2 separate regions of the Homo sapiens genome follow, and region 2 is linked to region 1. A link is a contact called in ENCODE Hi-C data. All regions are on one chromosome and are shown on one strand. The core of a region is the stretch at or near the end of the contact, and the rest is flanking DNA. Distances in the headings are between cores, read along the strand shown. Region 1 holds the start of RBAK (RB associated KRAB zinc finger). Region 2 holds the start of ZNF12 (zinc finger protein 12).

Region 1 (6,840 bases), core at 2,388-4,887:
ATCCACCACGCCCAGCCACAACCCAGGAATTTTTTTCTTAAGAGCCTGAGAGTCTTGTCTTTGAAATGTAAACCTCGAGGAAGATAGTGTCCCTATCTTCCTGTTGCCTAGGGAGTTTAGCCTAGGCACCTTGAGCTGTTACTACCTGCTTGTCAAGGAGATATGAGAAGTTTTGTTTTTTCACCGGATACAGGTAATTAACTAGCATGGGTGGCCACCTTGATTTCCAGGTGAATTTAGGATGAGTGTTTAAGAATGCATAGCAGGCCAGGTGCGGTGGCTCACACCTGTAATCCCAGCACTCTGGGGGAGGCCGAGATGGGCGGATCACTTGAAGCCACACAGAAATCAAAAGAAGGAGTTTGAGTCCAGCCTGGCCAATATGGCGAAACTCTGTCTCTACTAAAATACAAATATTAGCTGGGCATGATGGCACATGTCTGTAATTCCAGCTACTCGGGAGGCTTAAGTATGAGAATCACTTGAACCCAGGAGGTGGGGGTTACAGTGAGCCAAGATCACACCACTACACTCCAGCCTGGATGACAGAATGAGACCCTGTCTCAAAAAAAAAAAAAAAACATAGCAAGTCCTTTTACATGAGGATGAGTTACCGTTTATCTTGAGAGCGTGTATGCAGTGGATCATGTCTGCCAGGCTATGTAAAAAGGAGGCTTTGGCTGGGCGCCATGGCTCACGCCTATAATTCCAGCAGTTTGGGAGGCCTAGGCGGGCGAATTGAGAGGTCAGGATTTTGAGACCATACTAGCTAACATGACGAAACCCCGTCTCTACTAAAAATACAAAAAATTAGCCAGGCGTGGTGGCATGTGCCTGTAGTCCCAGTTACTTGGGAGGCTGAGGCAGCAGAATCGCTTAAACTGGGGAGGCAGAGGTTGCAGTGAGCCGAGATCATACCACTGCACTCCAGCCTGGGTGACACAGCAAGACTCTGTCTCAAAAAAAAAAAAAAGGAGGCTTTATTTCTCTTTGCATCTCATTAATGGATCACCTGCGATGGGCATCACAGTTTGGTTTAATGTTTATTCAATAATAAAATTGTTTTCTTTATTTTCTGAATTTGTGGAGAGAATATTCTAGGTTAACAGAAGAATTTATTTATTTATCTATTTATTTATTTAGAGGTGGAGTCTTGCTCTGTCGCCAGGCTGCAGTGTAGTGGCGTGATCTCGGCTCACTGCAATCTCCGCCTCCCAGTTCAAGTGATTGCCCTGCCTCAGCCTCCCAAGTAGCTGGGACTACAGGCGCGCACCACCACACCCAGCTAATTTTTTGTGTTTTAGTCGAGACAGGGTTTCACCATGTTGGCCAGGATGGTCTTGGTCTCCTGACCTCATGATCCACCTGCCTCAGCCTCCCAAAGTGCTGGGATTACAGGCATGAGCCACGGTTCCTGGCATCAGAAGAATTTATTTTTAGTCTTTTCCTTACCAGTTTTTATGAAACAACTGGGCAAGAACACTAAGAACACTGTTAGAGTTCACCAAAAAATTGTGATGAATCATTGTCCTTATGATCCCATTTTTGAAAACTGACATTTTAATTGTAAAGCAAAAATAAAATTCTAAGCCCCCACAACTGACTGAATGGACTCCCCTGTCGGCCAGCAAGATCCAAAATAAACATGAAAAACTAATTCAGGTCATGATGGGAAGGAGGGGGTCGGACATGCCTTGTCATACTCTCCTCCCTTCAGAGTTTAGGCACAGCTGACCAACATTAACACTAGAATACAGATCATAAGACTGACAGAACAGGCTCTTTGTATCAGTAAGATACCCAACTCCATCCAGACTCTGATATAGCATCACATGACAGATAGCAGTCCCTGAAGGAAATCATAGTATTTTATCCCATAATATATTTTCTTTGACACACTTTAAAATAGTCCTGCAAAGCCATCTCTTTGGGGGAAATTTGCATTCTGTAGAGAATCTCCTTCCCTTACAGAAAAGAAGTCTTTTCTGGAGATTCTGACACCTTTTAAGATCCAATAAGAGATATTTATCATCTATTCTCTCTGAAGCCTGTTCTGAGGCTTCATCTACATAACAAGAACCTTGGTTTCCACAATGCCCCTTATCTTAACTCAAGCTTTTCTTTTCTTTCCCTCCCTCTTTCTTTTCCTTCCTTCCCTCCTTCCTCTCTCTCTTTTCCTCCCTCTCTTTCTCTCTTTCTTTTCTTCTCTGTTGCCCAAGCTGGAGTGCAGTGGCACCATCATGGCTCACTGTAGCCTCAACTTCCCAGGCTCAAGCAATCCTCCCATCTCAGCCTCCTGAGTAGCTGGGACTACAGGCATGCACCACCACACCTGGATAATTTTTTTTTTTGTAGAGGTGGGGGTCTCGCTGTGTTGCCCAGGCTGTCCTTCAACTCCTGGCCTCAAGGGATCCTCCCAGCTCACCCTCCCAAAATGCTGGGATCACAGGCATGAGCCACCGCAATGGCCCATTTCTTCATGTCGTTTTCCAACTGTTCAGCCAACGCTTAACTCTGAACCAACTGCCAATCTTTGAATCTGCTAGTGACCTGAAAGCCTTTCCAGGCTGACCCAATGTGTACCTCTCATGTATTGATTTATGTCTTTGCCTGTAACTGCTGTCTCCCTAAGATGTATAAAACCAAGCTGTAACCCAACCACTTTGGGCTCACGTTCTCAGGACCCCCTGAGGCTGTGTCACCAGCCATGGTCACTCAAGTAGGAGGCCCAGAATAAAACTCTTGACAGACTTTGAGTCTTTTTGGTCAACATAACCTAACCCTAAACATAATCCTCCTGGGGAAGGTGAGATCACAGGTATCTCTTTTCTTCGTTCGATCTGTGTATTTCCTGATTTCTCTACAGTTTTTAGGCATTCGCTGTGTGATCTAGAAAAGCTACAGAGTCTCGCTCCGTCGCCAGGCTGGAGTCCAGGGGCGCGATCTCGGCTCACTGCAACCTCCACCTCCCGAGTTCAAACTATTCTCCTGCCTCAGCCCCCGAGTAGCTGGGATTACAGGCACACGCCACTACTCCCAGCTAATTTTTGTATTTTTGGTAGAGAAGGGATTTCACCATGTTGGCCAGGATGGTCTCTATCTCTTGACCTCGCGATCCGCCCGCCTCGGCCTCCCAAAGTGCTGGGATTTATAGGCGTGAGCCACCGCGCCCAGCCACAAATTCTATTTTCTTTCTCTTCCTTGGAAAGCATCGCTGGGCATTTATCCTGTCCTAGTATTTGAGTGAAACTTCTCTTAGCATTTCAGCGCAGTGACCACGATACACCCTTTCCTTTCCTTCTCTTTATGGGAAACTCGGTTCTAACCCAGAGGCCTTGGGCTCCAGGACCCAGTCAGGCAGCCCTGGACTTGACCCTAAAAGGGAGTAAAGACAAATGCGAAGTTCAATCAGGGGTTCAGAGCTCCCAAAGCTCATAGCCTGGAGCTTCTTAACCTTTAGGCAGGGTAGAGACATTTAAAACGGCCCCTAAACTTGGGGGGCGCGTAGGCTCATGGGAAATAGAGTAGGGTGCTTGTCCTGGGACCAGCTGTGGGCCCCGGAGGCTGACTTCCGGTGCACTCCTGCGCGTGTGCACCTCTCTCTGTGTGCGTGTTCGCGCATGCGCGCCGCCGCTGCACTGCCCTCGCTTCCTGTGCGTCCTCAGGTCACCGCTTGCTCTAGTTCCCAGGCTTTGGCCTCCAGTGGACGAGAATCGCGGAGCCTGCGGGGCTGGAGGTTGAGCGCCCGGGCCAGCACCTAGGCGGGCGCGGGGGTGTGCAGGCCAGGGTTCGCGCGGGCCGGGTGGAGGCTTGAGCGGGGACCCCCGAGCTTGAGCCCCGGAGCCGGCGGCGCTGGGGCCAGAGGGGCCGGACGGGAGGTGGCGGAGGTGGCGGCGGAGGCGAAGGGGCGGCGGGACGCGGGCCTGGCCCGTGTGTGTCCTGGCGGCCTGGCCCAGGCTGCCGCTGTACGGTGAGCCCGAGGGAGGCGGATCTGGGTCCCGGGAAGGACACCCGCCTGGATTTGCCCCTTAGGCCCGGCCCGGGCCCCTCGGGAGCAGAACAACCTTAGTGAGGTGGACAGGAGGGGACCTCGCGAGCAGACGCGCGCCAGCGACAGCAGCCCCGCCCCGGCCTCTCGGGAGCCGTGGGGCAGAGGCTGCGGAGCCCCAGAAGGGTAGGTCTTGGGTTTTCGGGCCCGGAGCGAGAAGGGCCTGAGTGAAGTCACCGTGTGTTGGGGACCTTAGAGTGTGGGGCAGGGGGAGGGTCTCGATCGCTTGCAGGAGAGACGTGTGTTTGGGTTTGAGGGCAGGGTCCGGCTGCACCGAACAGGCGCTGCATGGGAAATCTGGGAGGACGAGGCTTATGGGGGCCTGGAGGGTGTCACCAGCCTCAGCTGCGGACGTCGTCTCCACTCCCCGCTAACCCCTAACAGCCCTTCCTCCTCCTTTCCGTGCTCCAGATTTCGACCTCCTCTAAACGTCCGTCAGCGCCTCTGTTCTCTCATTTAAGTGTCTGCTGATTCCCCCCTTAGATCTGCCCTGGAGACTGGTAGTAATGCAGGAACAGTCTGCAGGGATTCTCTCTTGCTGCCTCAGTTGCTAGGGGAAGAGACTGGGCCTTAGCAGGTGGGTGACTTGACCGGGTCACTGGCTTTGTGGGTAGAGTTGCTCATAGTAGAACTCAGGAGTCTTATCTCCCAGGCCAGTGTTCTTTCTCCCGTATCCTAGTTTTCTTAATAGAAGATTATTAGGTGCAGCAATAACCAAGTTCAGTTAGATAATTTAGAAACAAAACCATATTTTATACACATTCATTTCATTTCTGAGAGCTCACATACTCAATTCCTATGGCTTCTTTGATTTTAAGCAGTTTAAAGAGACAATAAGAAAATGCGGGCCGGATGCAGTGGCTCACACCTGTAATCCCAGCACTTTGCGGGGGCTAAGGCAAGAGTATCCCTTGAGACCAGGAGTTAGAGACCAGCCTAGGCAACATAGGGAGACCCTGACTCTACAAAAAATACAAAAGTAGCCAGGCATGCTGGGATGCACCTGTGGTCCCAGCTACTCAGGAGGCTGAGGTGGGAGGATCAATGGAGGCCAGGAGGTCGAGGCTGCAGTGAGCTGTGAATGCACCACTGCACTCCAGCCTGGGTGGCAGATTGAGACCCTGTCTCAACAAACAGACAAACCACAAAAAACATGAGCTGTATAATGGGAATTTTTTTTTTCTTTTTGCAGGTTGTATTTGATGATGGCAGACTATTTGTAAAAGGAGTCATGTTACCCATGAGAGTCTCACTCATCTGATTACTACCTGATTATCTTAGAGTTACAAAGTTACAAGTGCATGCTTCGCCTATCACTCTTTTTCACTCTCTTTTTTTTTTTTTTTTTTTTTTTTTTGAGACAGTGTCTCTCACCCAGTCTGGAGTGCAGCAGTGTGGTCTCGGCTCACTGCAACCTCCACCTCCCAGGTTCAAAGGATTCTTGTGCCTCAGCCTCCTGAGTAGCTGGGACTACAGGCATGTGACACTATGCCTGGCTAATTTTTTTGTTATTTTTAAGTAGAGATGGGGTTTCGCCATATTGGCCAAGGAAGGCGGATCACTTGAGGCCAGAATTCGAGACCAGCCTGGCCAACATGGCGAAACCCTGTATCACTCTTTTAGGCCCTTCTGAGTGTTTGCAGGCTGAGTGTTCACAGGGTGTTAGCCTATTGAGCTTTCTTTTGTGGTTCTTACGCAGGAGATTCCTGCCTTTGCAGGCCAGAGCACTCATGACTTCAGTGACCTGCTTCTCCCCCTCTAGGTCTACCAGCCACAGTCTCTGCACGTTTCCAAGAGCAGCAGAAAATGAACACATTGCAGGTGAGTTTTCATGCTTGTGTATATGTTCCTCAACTTTATTTTATGATGCATTTTAAGAGGTTTGTAAGGATTCTTACCTTTTTTTTTTTCTTTTTTTTTGAGATGGAGTCTTGCTCTGTTGCCCAGGCTGGAGTGCAGTGGCATGATCTCGCTTCACTGCAACCTCCACCTCCTGGGTTCAAGCGATTCTCCTGCCTCAGCCTCCCGAGTAGCTGGGATTACAGGCGTGCGCCACCATGCCCAACTAATTTTTTGTATTTTTAGAAGAGACAGGGTTTCACCATGTTGGCCAGGCTGGTCTCAAACTCCTGACCTCAGGTGATCCTCCTGCCTCAGCCTCCCAAAGTGCTGGGATTACAGGCATGAGCCACCGCGCCCAGCCAGGATTCATACTTTAAAATGGGAATGTGGAAATAGACATTGTCCTGTAAAATATAGTTAGTGTGGCAGATCAGCACCAAAAATGATTTGTGAAGCTTGTATGTGTGGATAGTAGATTTTAAGGCTGTTGAAATTGAGCCGCACCCAGGACTGATATTCTTGGCAGTCATCACAAAAGGAAAATGCCATCTGTATTAGTCCATTCTCACACTGCTATAGAGAAATAACCAAGACTGGGTCATTTATAAAGAAAAGAGGTTTAATTGGCTCACGCCTGCAGGCTCTATCATAGGAAGCATGGCTGGGGAGGCTTCAGGAAACTTACAGTCATGGTGGAAGGCAAAGGGAAAGCGGGTACATCTTCCATCACCAGAGCAGGAGGAAGAGGGAGGGGGAGGCGCTACACACTTTTAAACAACCACGTCTTGTGATAAGTCACTGAGTGTCAGGAGAACAGCACCAAAAGGGAAATTGCCCCCATGATCCAATCACCTCCCACCAGGCCCCACCTCCAACATTGGGGATTACAATTGAACATGAGATTTGGTTGGCGACACAAAGCGAAACCATATCACCATCCATGACATCAT
Region 2 (7,245 bases), core at 805-3,304, 1.7 Mb after region 1:
TCAAGGAATGGATGGTATTTATCATTTTTTGTGATAAATGCCAAGAACATAAGACGCTTGTACTCTGACTTCAAGAACTCTTTAAGGATCACGCTATCTGCGCATATGAATATGATAAAAAGGCTTGGTGCTGATGGCTACTGTTCTGTCTGACCAAATCTTGTATCTATTTCTACTTTCCCATTTTAAACTTTGAACCCTTAATCTCCTCCTAAGGTGTATTGTAAATCAGAGTAGAGAATAAATACATGAACAGAAACACTCACCAGGGATTTATTCATTTTCTGCTGCTCTTGGAAAAATCTGGAGGACTGTGAAAGCGGAGGCAGATCTGGGGAAGGAAAACCCAAGCCATGGCGTTATGAGCGGTCTGGCCTGCCAAGGCGGTCATCTCCCGCCCAAAACCTACACAGAAAGTTCCAAGAAGTACATCTTGTGGGAGACTGTCCCTTTAAGCCTTCAGAAGGGATTGGAAAATGATCAGGAGGGGGACCGATCTGCACATTTGAAACTCACACATGGCTACCTTGTGACTGAGTGGATGAGATTCTCATGGTGAATGAATACTGGATCCTACTGAAATAATCTGCCATCATTAAATGCAAGATTTAAAAAGGAATTCTGGTGACCAGCCTGGCCAACATGGTGAAACCCCATGTCTAGTAAAAATACAAAAATTAGCTGGGCGTGGTGGCGGGCGCCTGTAACCCCAGCTACTCGGGAGGCTGAGGCAGGAGAATCGCTTGAACCCGGGAGGCGGAGGTTGCAGTGAGCTGGGATGGCACCATTGCACTCCAGCCTGGGCAACAAAGCGAAACTTGTCTCAAAAACAAACAAACAAACAAACAAAAAACAAACAACAAAAAATGAATTCTGTAATACTCATCTATTTTCTTACTCTTTTAAATAAAGATCAGAAAATCCACAGGATGCCCTAAATAAAGGAATACAGTCGGCATAATTGAGTCTTTATTTGCAGAAACTTCAGTGTGCTACTCAAAAGGATCTTTTATTGAAGAACTTACGCTCACTTAACTAGGATACGGGGGACAGAACACTGGCCTGGGAGATAAAACTCCAGAGTTCTACTATGAGCAACTCCACCCACAAAACCTCGGACAAGTCACCCACCTGCTAAGGCCCTTCCCCTAGCAAATGAGGCAGCAAGAGATAGTTCCTGCAGGCTGTTCCTGCACTACAACGTATGATTCCACAAGAGCAGACCTAAGGGGGAATCAGCACTTAAATGAGAGAACAGAGGTGCTGACGGACGTTTAGATACGGTAGCAATCTGGAGCAGAGAGAGGAGGAAGGGCTGCTGGGGTGAGGGGGGAGTGGAGACAACGTCCGCAGCTGAGGCTGGTGACACCCCCCACGCCCCCGTAAGCCTCGTCCTCGCCGGACCCTGCCTTCAAACCCAAACACACGTCACTCCTGCAAGCGATCGAGACCTTCCACTGTCCCTCACTCTAAGGTGCCCTACACGCGGTGACTTCACCCAGGCCCTTCTCGCCCCGGGCCCGCAAACCCACGACTTACCCTCCTGGGGCTCCGCAGCCTCTGCCCCACCGCTCCCGACAGGCCGGGGCGGGATTGCTGTCGCGGGCGCGCGTCTGCTCGCGAGGTCCCTTCCTGTCCACCTCACCAAGGCCGTTCTGCTCCAGAGGGGCCCGGGCCGGGCCTACGGGACAAATCCAGGCGGGGCGTCCCTCCCGGAGCCCAGATCCGTCTCCCTGGGGCTCACCGTCCTGCGGAGCCGGGGCCGGGCCGTCGAGGACGCACACGGGCCGGGCCCGGGTCCCGCCGCCCCTTCGCCTCCGCCGTCGTCACCGCCCGGCCGGCCCCTTGGGCCCCAGCGCCGTCGGCTCCGGGGGTCGTGCTCGGGGATCCCCGCTTGAGCCTCCGCCTGGCCCGCACAGCCCCGCGCCCGCTTGGGTGCCGGCCCGGCTCTTCGGCGCCCAGCCCCGCAGGCTCCGCGATTCTCGCCCACCGGAGGCCAAAGCCTGGGAACTAGGGCGAGCGGTGACCTGGGGACGCACAGGAAGCGAGGGCACTGCGGCCGCGGCGCGCATGCGCGAACACGCACACAGAGAGGGGTGCACATGCGCAGGAATGCACCGGAAGTCCGCCTCCCGGGACCCGCCGCCGGTCCCAGGACAAATACCGTGACTCTATTTCCCATGAGCCTACGCGCTCCCCAAATTTAGGAGCCATTTGAAATGTCTCTATCTGGTCTAGCGGTTAAGAGGCTCTATGCTAAGAGAATTGGCAACGCCGAACCCCAGACTCAAATTTCTCCTTAGTTTAAGGGAACGTCTTCATGGGGATGTCTTGACTATCTTTAAGGGAACGTCTAGAAAGTCTCTGCTTCCTGTAGCATCTCGTAGACCATGCCTGGGCCAGTCCTGCCTTACCGGAGAGCTCAAGGCTTAAAATCAATGTCCATGTGCAACCGTGACAAATGGAACAAGAGGGTGCATCATGCTAGCTTATGATCACAATGACACATTTAACGAAAACTTCAGTAAATAGAGCCCATGGATGAAATAATAGAGGATTAGCCTGGGACAGGATACCATCCTCGCCCCAACAAGGAGAAAAAGAATTCCAGCTTTTCCAAATCACTTTGAATTAGTGATAGCTAGAAAACTCAGAGAATATGTACAGAATTGAAAGAAGAAAAAAATTAGCCAGAACTCTACTTCCTGAAGAGGATGAGGCAAGCAGAAGAAGAAATTTGCGTCTTAATGGAAAACGAAGCACATTTAGAAAGCCATGTTACTTGATTCCAACCCTGTTCCTTATCTTTGAGGTATTTTACACCTCTTTGAAAACTGTAGGTAATCGATGCAAGTTATGTTCTGTCTGGTGGAAGTTGGTTGACTTCCCACAATCCCCACTAGAGAAAATGCAGTTTTGACTGCATTTCTCCATTTACATAATCATTTCAATATTCCTGATCTGAAAATATGTCTGTTTCTCAGATTCTCTCTCTCTCTCTCTTTTTTTTTTTAATTTTGAGACAGGGTCTCACTCTGCTGTGCATGCTGGAGTTCAGTGGCGAGATCTTGGCTCACTGGTTCAAGGAATTCTCCTGCCTCAGCCTCCCAAGTAACTGGGATTACAGGTGCACACCACCAAGCCCGACTAATTTTTGAATTTTTAGTAGAGATGGGGGTTTCACCATGTTGGCCAGGCTGGTCTTAAACTCCTGACCTCAAGTGATCCACCCGCCTCAGCCTCCCAAAGTGCTGGGATTACAGGCATGAGCCACCATGTCCAGCCCTCAGATTCTCTTTTGAACCAGTTATAATATCTGCCTGTTTCCTCTTGAATTAAATAAAATCTTTAGCATGTGCTCATTTTTATATCTGTATCAGAGTCATGATTTTACTTTTATGTTTTAAGGTTTTCCAGGTCTTTGCAGAAGTCCCTGATGGAATCACATGACTGAGCCAGGAAAACCTCAGGACTGGAGTGCCTCATGAACTGTTGAAGCCCAGGTGAATCTTTTCTTGGCTCCCAGGAATGAGTCCAAAGTGCCAGTAGAAATTTGCTGGCTTCTCATTTTTCAGTAATTTCCCCATTTACCAATCCTGTGTTTTACTTTGGTTTGCATTTGTTTACATTGCTAGCATCACTGATTGGGACTTTGTTTGTTTTTGTTGTTTCAAGGCAAAGTCTCACTCTGCCGCCCAGGCTGGAGTGCAGGGGTACGATCTCGGCTCACTGCAACTTCTGCCTCCCAAGTTCAAGTGATTCTCCTGCCTCAACCTCCTGAGTAGCTGGGACTATAGGTGCATGCCACCATGCCCGACTAATTTTTGTATTTTTAGTAGAGACGGGGTTTTTCCATGTTGGCCAGACTGGTCTCGAACTCCTGACCTCAGGTGGTAGACTCGCCTCAGCTTCCCAAAGTGGTGGGATTACAGGCGTGAAGCACCGCGCTGGGCTAGGAATTTGGTTTTATGGTCTGATCACATGGTGATCTCTGTAATGAGATTAATGTTTGCAAAGACCTAATCTCTGTTGGGTGAGAGACATCAGAGTCTGATTTGTTATTCTATTTCTCTGTCTATTTTGAGCTGAAATCAATTAAGAATTTCATGCCCACTGGGAGGAGAAGAGCTCTTTCATATCTGGAAGGGTGAGTTTTTGCATTTTTGTGTTTACTCTTGACCCATGTCTGAAATTTTAGAATTGAAGCTGTAAGCTCTATTTCTTTGTATGTCTGTGTGTCTGTAATTTAGAAAGGTCTTTACCTCTGATTGTGTGAGTGTCTAATGTTTTTCCACCTCTGAATGGTATTATAGTAGATATAGAGTTTGTTTGTTTGTTTTTGAGACAGGGTCTCACTCTGTCGTCCAGGCTGAAGTGCAGTGTGTGCGATCACGGATCACTGCAGCTTCAACCTACCTGGGCTCAGGTGTTCCTCCCACCTCAGCCTCCCAATTAGCTGGGACTGCAGGTGTGTACCACCATACCCAACTAATTTTCGTATTCTCTATAGAGATGGGGTTTTGCCATGTTGCCCAGGATGGTCTCGAACTTCTGGGCTCAAGCGATCTGATCACCTCAGCCTCCCAAAGTGCTGGGATTACAGGCATGAGCCACAATATAGAGTCTTTAAAGGTTTGCTGTTCTGATTGGCTTGTAGAGGTGTGTATGTACTTATATAAATTGAATTTGCCCAAATTCTTAGAAAAAAAGAGAAATTGAACTTCTGTTGCTTTAATGTGCTAGAAAGGTATTTTTTACTGAAACCAAATCAAATGTTTTGGAAATGCGAGTCCGCATGTAGTCCACATATATGTTACCGAGCAGTCAATGCACTCGCTGCCCAGTGTGTACAGAGGCCAATACCATGGCTCCAGCTTTTGAGAAATAAAGCCTTTTTGTAAGTCAACTAGCAAGGACACAGGAGGAAATGCTCAAATCTCCCTTTCCCAGCTGGGGGCTATGTCAGGTTTTGTACGCATAGGGTAAGGAGATGTGATTTGATTGGATCTTGAGATGAAGTAATTAATGCTGGGAGGTGTGATCTGACTGGATCCTGCCATGGAGTGACACCAAAACTCAATCTCATTGGTTCCTGGCTCCTGCCACAGGGTGTCCGGTTCTTAAATGGGTCCCAGCTCCTCAGTCCGAGCACTTAGGTTCCACTTCGTGGTTGCATGCTTGGTTAATCTGGGCATGCTCAGAGTATATGACCTTCAACCCACGGATCCATGGCAGTTGAAAAACAACTGCCAACTACATTACATAAAAGTTGAAATGGACGTGGAGTGTGGTGGCTCACACCTGTAATCCCAGCACTTTGGGAAGCTGAGGCAGGCAGATCACGAGGTCAGGAGTTCCAGCCCAGCCTGGCCAATATGGTGAAACCCCGCCTCTACTAAAAATACAAAAATTATCCAGGGGTGGTGATGCGCTGAGGCAGGAGAATCTCTTGAACCCAGGAGGCGGAGGTTCCAGTGAACCGAGATCGCGCCATTAAACTGCAACCTGGGTGACAAGAGCAAAACTCCGTCAAAAAAAAAAAAAAACTTGAACTAGATTTAGTCTGATGCAGTTCCAGATTTACAAACCGTGTCCCCACCCTCCTGCCGACACCTTCCACTCCTCATTCTTGAGGGATTAGGGATGGAGGTCATGCTTCTGTATCTACTTCATGCTGACCAGAGGCACTGAGTCCCCTAAAGTTAGAGGAATGAAACTCTTGGGCTGCTGAGTTCAAATGAGTTTTGGGGTCACCCAGAATTGCTTGAAGGGCTGGTATTGTTGTGGTAATACAAGCTGAAGGTGGAAGTGTTGGAGCCGGGAGGACAAACAGCTCACCATCAATTTAAATAAACAGGACTGAAAAGTACCAGGAGAACAGTGGCCACGAGGGGCCCCAACAGAGGAAGAAACCAGGTGAGGTGCGGTATAGTGGACTCGACTGCTTTCTAAATCTCAGTGGTTGGCCAGGCACTGTGGCTCATGCCTGTAATCTTAGCAAAAGGGAGGCCGAGGCAGGCGGGTCACCTGAGCTCAGGAGTTGGAGACCAGCCTGGCCAACATGGTGAAGTCCCATCTCTACTAAAAATACAAAAATTAGCCAGGCATGGTGGCATGTGCTGTAGTCCCAGCTAATCGGGAGGCTGAGGCAGGAGAATTGCTTGAACCCGGGAGGCGGAGGTTGCAGTGAGCCTCCAGCCTGGGTGACAGAGCGAGACTCTGTCTCTAAATAAATAAACAAATAAATAAATCTCGGTGGTTCAACTACCCTTGATACAGTTTGGCTCTGTGTCACCACCCAAATCTCATGTCAAATTGTAATTCCCAGTGTTGAGGGAGGGAGCTGGTGGGAGGTGATTGGCTCATGGGGACCATCTTCCCCCGTGCTGTTCTCTTGGTAGTGAGTGAGCCCTCGTGGGATCTGGTTGTTGAAAAGCGTGCATCACCTCCCGCTTCATTCTCTCTGTCTCTCCCGCTCCACCATAGCCAGACGTGCCTGCTTCCACTTCGCCTTCTGCCATGACTGTCCGTTTCCTGAGGCCTCCCCAGCCATGCTTCCTGTACGGCCTGCAGAACTGTGAGTCAATTAAACCTCTTTTCTTCATAAATTAACCAGTTTCAGGTAGTTCTTTATAGCAGTATGAAAACAGACTAATGGACCCTTCTGGTTGAAGGAATGCAGCCATTCTGCTAGTTTGACTATTTCCTTTCTATTCATCTCTATTTCCCGGGAGGTGTTTATCCAAGTGCAGTAGGAGGTATTGGTGACTGCACAGTCCCCTCAGTGTTCTGCTAGTGAATAGTTGAAGGTTGATCAGTGATCTCCTGCATTTTCAGTCTGGCATGGAAAAGCCCCCATGTAACTGGTGAAGATATCAGTGAGCACCAGGAGGTATCTAAATCCTCCAGGAGCCATAGGCATCACGTTGATGTCCGTTTGCCAGTCTTCCCTGGCAAGGTTCTTCTGAATTGTACTGCCTTGGCCAAAAGAGGTATGGGAGGGGCTGGGCACAGTGGCTCATGCCTGTAATCCCAGCATTTTGGGAGACCAATTCGGGTGGATCATTAGAGGTCAGGGGTTCAAGACCATCCTGACCAACATGGTGACATCCCATCTCTACTAAAAATACAAAAAGTTAGCTGGGTTCGGTGCTGGGTGCCTGTAATCCCAGCTACTCAGGAGGTTGAGGCAGGATAATCGCTTGAACCTGGGAGGAGGAGGTGGCAGTGAGCTGAGATTGTGCC

What was found. A loop is a pair of places that touch in the nucleus more often than their neighbours do. Pooled maps may share reads with other maps.
Region 2: a map of CD4-positive, alpha-beta T cell shows a loop between it and region 1 (5-fold over the local background). The contact joins the promoter of ZNF12 here to the promoter of RBAK in region 1. A Hi-C loop is called at or near these places in 1 of 168 maps with a recorded cell type or tissue (CD4-positive, alpha-beta T cell), 1 of 37 single-sample maps with no recorded cell type and 9 of 50 pooled maps.

What each region holds. Positions count from the first base shown.
Region 1 is chr7:5,042,223-5,049,062 of GRCh38, forward strand. It overlaps RBAK (RB associated KRAB zinc finger), which reads left to right and starts at 3,638. Exons shown (of 5, transcript NM_021163.4): 1 at 3,638-4,174; 2 at 5,811-5,869. The coding sequence starts at 5,855. It overlaps RBAK-RBAKDN (RBAK-RBAKDN readthrough), which reads left to right and starts at 3,638. Exons shown (of 6, transcript NM_001204513.3): 1 at 3,638-3,736; 2 at 5,811-5,869. The coding sequence starts at 5,855. RefSeq lists a silencer at 3,778-3,987 and an enhancer at 4,138-4,247.
Region 2 is chr7:6,704,893-6,712,137 of GRCh38, forward strand. ZNF12 (zinc finger protein 12) reads right to left here and starts at 2,055. Exons shown (of 5, transcript NM_016265.4): 1 at 1,540-2,055; 2 at 267-331. The coding sequence starts at 281. RefSeq lists a silencer at 1,671-2,030 and an enhancer at 1,724-2,223.